Linked DNA regions of Homo sapiens: region 1 is linked to region 2. The links are chromatin contacts, found by Hi-C or POLR2A ChIA-PET in ENCODE. All regions are on one chromosome and are shown on one strand. Each heading gives the region's core, a stretch centred on a gene start or an enhancer-like site at or near the end of the contact. The rest is flanking DNA. Distances are from core to core; before and after follow the strand shown. Region 1 overlaps RBFOX2 (RNA binding fox-1 homolog 2). Region 2 overlaps TOM1 (target of myb1 membrane trafficking protein).

Evidence for each region. Hi-C counts contacts between places; a loop is a spot of excess contacts on that map. ChIA-PET counts read pairs that join two places held with the same protein, here RNA polymerase II (POLR2A). Pooled maps may share reads with other maps.
Region 1: a loop to region 2 is called in a map of gastrocnemius medialis, with 3 times the contacts of the local background. The contact joins two enhancer-like sites. A Hi-C loop is called at or near these places in 1 of 168 maps with a recorded cell type or tissue (gastrocnemius medialis) and 1 of 50 pooled maps. POLR2A ChIA-PET finds 5 or more read pairs at or near these places in 2 of 52 experiments (activated CD4-positive, alpha-beta T cell and activated CD8-positive, alpha-beta memory T cell).

The regions. Positions count from the first base shown.
Region 1 is chr22:35,841,508-35,844,538 of GRCh38, reverse strand. All of the region lies in intron 2 of RBFOX2 (RNA binding fox-1 homolog 2), which reads left to right. Among named protein-coding and RNA genes, the nearest start is that of APOL5, 130 kb to the right of the region's middle. Within about 2 kb of position 1,346, at least 9 of the 41 ENCODE cell types and tissues checked have a DNase peak (open chromatin) inside an H3K27ac peak, as active enhancers do.
Region 2 is chr22:35,312,196-35,315,028 of GRCh38, reverse strand. All of the region lies in intron 1 of TOM1 (target of myb1 membrane trafficking protein), which reads right to left. Among named protein-coding and RNA genes, the nearest start is that of TOM1, 14 kb to the right of the region's middle. RefSeq lists an enhancer at 1,079-1,178. Within about 2 kb of position 1,553, at least 23 of the 41 ENCODE cell types and tissues checked have a DNase peak (open chromatin) inside an H3K27ac peak, as active enhancers do.

The DNA of each region.
Region 1 (3,031 bases), core at 97-2,596, 530 kb before region 2:
TGGGCAACAGAGCGAGACTCCACCTCAAAAAAAAAAGTGAAGTAAATTTATAAATTTGAAGATATCTCCAAGTGCGCTCTTGGAAGAAAGAATGCTTTTATAATATTTTGATAACTACATAGGTGCTCTTCATTCTGATGTATCCATGTGTGAATAAATAAATGGCTAGAGTAATAGAAATCAAGGCATTATTGTTTGATTTCAACAAACATTCATTTACTGTGTATTCAGATACTGGGTTAAGAACTGGGGATATAGTATAAAACATGATTTCTACCCTCAGACTGCTCATAGTCTAGTCATAGTTATGCAGAACAGTAACTCCAACCGTTATGTACCATGGATTAGGTGCTAAGGTAAAGTATGCTCACAGATAAGGGTACCTAAACCAGATGTGGGAGCAAGTAGGGTCAGGAAAGGCTTTCTGGAGTAGGGGATTTCTGAAGTAAGCCTTGAAGGATGAATAACCCATATAGTCGGCCATATTCAAGGGAAAAAGAATAGAAACATGGTGTTCAGAAGAGATGTATGTGCTCAAAAATAGAAATGTGGGAGCCGTCAGGGTAAATTCTTGGTAACTGAAGTGATAGAATGAGTTGGAACACCTTGAGCAAGTGTGGTCAGCAATGTTAACTTCTTTGAGGTTTGGACCCTTTTGAGAATCTGATAAATACTACAGATCCTCTCTGCGTGGAAATGCATATAAGAAAAATTTCTACTGGGGTGCCTGTGTTAGGAACCATGCACTTTGGGTTAAGAACCTCTGGTGTGCAGTAAAAAGAGATCTGAGGATGACACCTTGCAAGTAACAACAACAATTGAGAGGATGGTAGAGGAGGAAGAAGAGTACGATGGAGAAGAGGGTGAACAGGGAAAGAGGAAAGTTAAGAAAGACTGGTATCATTTTAAGTTAAGAGTGAGAGTTTCCCAAAGGAGGGAATGCCAAATACCACAGACAAATCAAAGAAGACATAAAATGTCCATTAAATTTGGCCATGATTTGGAGGTCTTCAGTGACTTCAGTAAGGTAAATTTCAATTGAGTAGTATGGAGGAAAGGAAGCTGGGGTTCTGGAGATTGGATGAAACACTCAAAGAGTTGAGACTACAGGGAGAAGTACCTCTTTCCTTCATTTGTTTATTTAATAAATATTTCTTGAGTACTTACCACGTCCCAGACACTGTCCTGAAAGCTGGGGATTTGTCCATGGAGAAGGCAGGGCCTCCTTCATTAGCTGACATCTCATCGTGCCCACCCTGTTCCAAAGCTTCCCAGCCCCTGCCTGTCTCTCTCCTCCCAAACACACATACAGGAAATGTCCTAAAATGATTTTCTCCTTGGTACATTACCGGGCACATTCAGCCACCAGGGGACTCCAGTTTTGCTGGGTCAGACCCAGGCTGCTCAATTGCTCTTCTCTCTCTTGGACACCAGGGAGCAAATTGTCCTCTATAATACCAGGGACACACTTCAAAATATCATTGTGCCAGTCAGACCTCACTATGAGCCTGTCATTCAGTGAGTTTATAAAAATCATTGTAACATTTTTTTTAAGCTTGTACCAATTCTTTCCTGTAATAAATTTTTAAGCCTATTTGCACTGTAAAATATTGGTTCTAAATGTAGAAAAGTAGCATGAATTCCTGGCCTGAGGAAACCTTTATCCTAGTCTTGGACTTTTTGCATGTGGGGACCCCTCATTTGCCCTTTTCTTTAAAAACAAAATAAAACAAAACAAAAAAACTCCTTGGGGCCTTGTCTCTTTCCATGATGTATGGAGGCTGCAGTCACACCTAAGTGTCAAGGTAGCTGCTGCTTTTCTAAGGATGGGGGCGGGGGACATTGTGGGGGAGATGCTATCTTCTTAGTGCCCCAGGCTTTTTGTCAAGAATAGTGTAATAAACCAGAGGATTCAGAGAATGATACACAGTGATTCTGAGGTTTATTTCAATTATTAGAACTGAAAACACAGTTATCCCATTAGTATGATTCAAGATTTTTTCCAAAAATACACTGGGTTGCTCTTGCTTCCAGTGAAACTCACCTGCCCATTTTCTGCTTACTCACTTTGTCTTTAGAAAATTTGACTGCTTTTTATCTCCTTCTGATTGGCTTTTCAGTTGCAAATTCAGAGAGTACTATATATTCTGTGTTCCAGGTCACTTCTAAAAAGTGTTAAATAAGAACAGGCCTAGTACTTATCTATATTACTTTACTCAGCGTTTTTCCTAATATTTGAAGATCTCATTCTTTTTAAAATTATTACTATGGATTATGCCACAAGTATACAGATATCTGTAAAATGCACAGAATAGAGCCTGATATACTATGTTACATCAGTTTCTCCAGGTTCCACAGATGGTCCTGTATTTCCTGTGTTCCTTTCAGAATTGTTAAAATGATTATTAATTTAGGAGCGGGTGTAATGATGTTGTATTGGCAGTGTGCCAGCCAATGGTGTTATACAACACATTTTTTTAATTTTAAAATTTTAAAAATTGAATTCACAATAGAGATAGGGATTTGCCATGTTGCCTTGGCTGGTCTTGAGCTTCTGGGCCCAAGAAATCCACCAGCCTTAACCTCCCAAAGTGCTGGGATTACAGGTATGAGACACTGCGCCTGGCCAATACAGAACATTTTTAAAAGCCTGGTACTGCATGTTGCCAAACAGTCCTTATGGAGACAGCAAAAAACTATGTATTCTCAGTGTGATTTGTTATTTTGAATTTAGATTTCTGTAGATGTTTATTTTTTAAATGGAGAGCTCGTGTTGTTAGCCGTGGGCTTGTAAAAAATAAAAATAGATAAAAATTAAAAATGGGAAGCTTAATTTTGGAATTAATCTTTTTAACCTTTGGGTAGTCTTTTAGAAAGTATATCCTAAAAATACATAGCATAACTAAAATATCTCATAAATCCTTCAGAATGAGCTATTTATTAGAATGCTGTAAAAAATTAGAAAATCTTAATTTTATGAGACAACTGATAAACTCATCATTTTATAAATTGTTTTATTTGAATGTGTGAT
Region 2 (2,833 bases), core at 304-2,803:
ACCTGGCCTGCATGCCCTTCCACAATAATAATATTTTAACTTCCCAAGTTATATGCCATAGAATATCAAGCAGCATTAGCTGTTCACATGAAGAATGAGATTTAATTTTAACACACTGTAAGGTGTGCATTATTGCCCTCATCTCATGAGGAAACTGAAGCACAGAGAGATCACCAACTTGCAAAGGGCACACAGAGGTAAGGGCGGGGCAGCCGCTGACGCTGTGGCGCAGGTGCCTGAGGCTTCTGTGCCATCCGCATCTCTCAGCAGGGGCGGGGAACACTGTTTTCCCAGAAGTGTCCTTCCTGACCACACAGGGAGTTGGCCCTCTCCTCCCTGAGCTCCACCGGCAGGCCTCTCAGTGGTCCCCACCATCAGATCCTCTTCTGTCCCCAGTACCCCCTGAAAACGATGGGCACCTCTCATCTCCTGGAGGAGGGAACATCAGTGTTTCAGGAGAGGCTGTGGTTGTTTTGGAAAGGCAAGTAAGTGGCTTTTAAAGGGAAGCGGGGACATTGATAAATAAGAGAAATCCCATACCCGGCAATCAGGTGGGAGCAGAAGGACCCCCCGCCCCCACCCCGTGCATGAGTCTGATGTGACCCAAGCAGTGCAGGCAAGCTCCTGAGCCATGAGTGGCAGCAGGCAGTAGTGGGCAGAGCCAATCAGAAGACGGAGGTTTTCTGCGGGGTGGGAGGGGATATGTGGCCTAAACGAGAAAGGGGAGAGGAAGAGGAGGAGGAGACAAAATCGGGACAAGGCAGATCTGAGCAATTCCAGTACAAGACAGCTGTTGGGAGGCTGTGGGACATCTGCCCAGACCATCACTTGCCAACCCCTTCTAGGTTCCTCCAGGTTCCTCCAGGTCCAGGTGTGGACAACAGGATTGCGGTGAATCATGTGGATTTCCTTCAGATGCCCACAGGGTAGGCATATTCCATCAGGGCAGAATTTTAAACCCACAGGAACCTGGCAATATTTGCTTTGTTTTTGTTCTTCACCACAGAAGTAATTCAGCTTGCTATTTTAAGAAGGGGGAATAAAAACACGGACAGTGGTTGCCAGTTACCAAGAGAATGACAACTGATTCCCCGACCTCGGAGCTGTAACCTTCAAGGGCCTCCGGGTAGCAGCTGTGCTCTTGTCTTCCAGCTCCTGACAGAACCGGGCCCTGCAATCCTCCACCTGTCATCAGGCGGCTTTGCAGTTGTTTATGGCTGGCAAGCCTGTGGCTTCGGATCACTGGGCACCTGTGCGTCCTTACAGCAGTCTGTCCTCTCCCTATTGGGTCTGGTGCAGATACCACCTCCCTGGAGGGCTCCAGATAATCTGCCTGGCATGATGGCAAGACCCACCTGCCCCTCATGGAGATGAGGGTGGAGTGGGACGAGTCTGGCCTGACCTAACTCATAGAATGTGGGCAAAGATCCAGCCCCTCTGAGTCTCTGTTTTTGCACCCGTAAAATCAGGATAAGACTGCCTGCCTCACAGGATGTTGTGACCTTGCAGCCAGACAATGTCAGTATGACATCAGGAAAGGCTAGCAATGAGTAACCGAGCTACAATGACTATGACTTGGGCCAAGAGAAAGAATGAGTAGTCACCAAAGACACGCCACACCACGGGCAGGATCAGAGATGGGGGCCATGGTATGGTATCACCCCTTTCTTTCTTTTTTTTTTTTGAGACAGTCTCGTTCTGTCACCCAGGTTGGAGTACAGTGGCACGATCTTGGCTCACTGCAACCTCTGCCTCCCGGGTTTAAGCGATTCTCCTGCCTCAGCCTCCCGAGTAGCTGGGATTACAGGTACCTGCCAACACACCTGGCTAAGTTTTGTATTTTTAGTAGAGATGGGGCTTCACCATGTTGGTCAGGCTGGTCTCGAACTCCTGACCTCAAGTGATCCACCCGCCTTGGCCTCCCAAAGTGCTGGGATTACAGGTGTGAGCCACTGCCCACTGTGTCCGGCCAGTATCACCCCTTTCCACACCAGCCTTCTGGGAAGCAGCCTGGAGCCCGCTCGCTCCCATCCTGCACATTCCAACAGTCTCATGATCACTGAGACAGCTCTGGCTCAAGCTGCCACCTCCCCAGGCCTGCACTGTCACCTCCACGCTCTACTCAAACATAACTCCAAGCACAACTTCCTCTGTTTAAACATTGTCCATCACCCTCACTGCCTGAGGATCAAAAGCCTGAACTCTCCAGGGGCTGGCGTCAGCCACAGTCAGCTGTACCCCCTTCCTCTATGTGGCTTGCCCTCTCACGCCTCTGAGCTTCTGTCTGCAATGCCATTCCTCATTCAGTCAGGCTCATCCAGTTCACATGCTCATCTGGCACTCAGCATGCACCAGGCATGGGACTAATAAGCACGTCACACCCTCAGTCACCCGTCACCACAACCTTTAAGACAGAGGATGAATAAACTCAGGGGCATGGAGAAGGCAGCAATTTGCCTGCAGTCACACAGTTTGTGAGATGCACAGCAGATTCAAAGCCAGAGAAGTCTGGTTCTCAAGTCCATATTCATAACCACGATGCTATGTGCTTCTCAAACATTCTCAACACCTGTCCAGGCTACAGGGAGACGTCAGTGAGCAAATCCAGCAAGGTCCTGCCCCAGTGGTGGTTTACAGTCCAGTGGGAGGCCACAACTGACAATTCCAAAAGGTCGTTTCCATGGCAGGAAAGACCAGGTGCTGAGACAGTGCCAGGTGTGCTGATGAAGAGGAGGAATGAGTCAGCTGAACTCCTGAACTCCCCTTGTCTTTTTTTTTTTTTTTTGAGACGGAGTCTTGTTCTGTCGCCCAGGCTGGAGTACAGTGGTGCGAT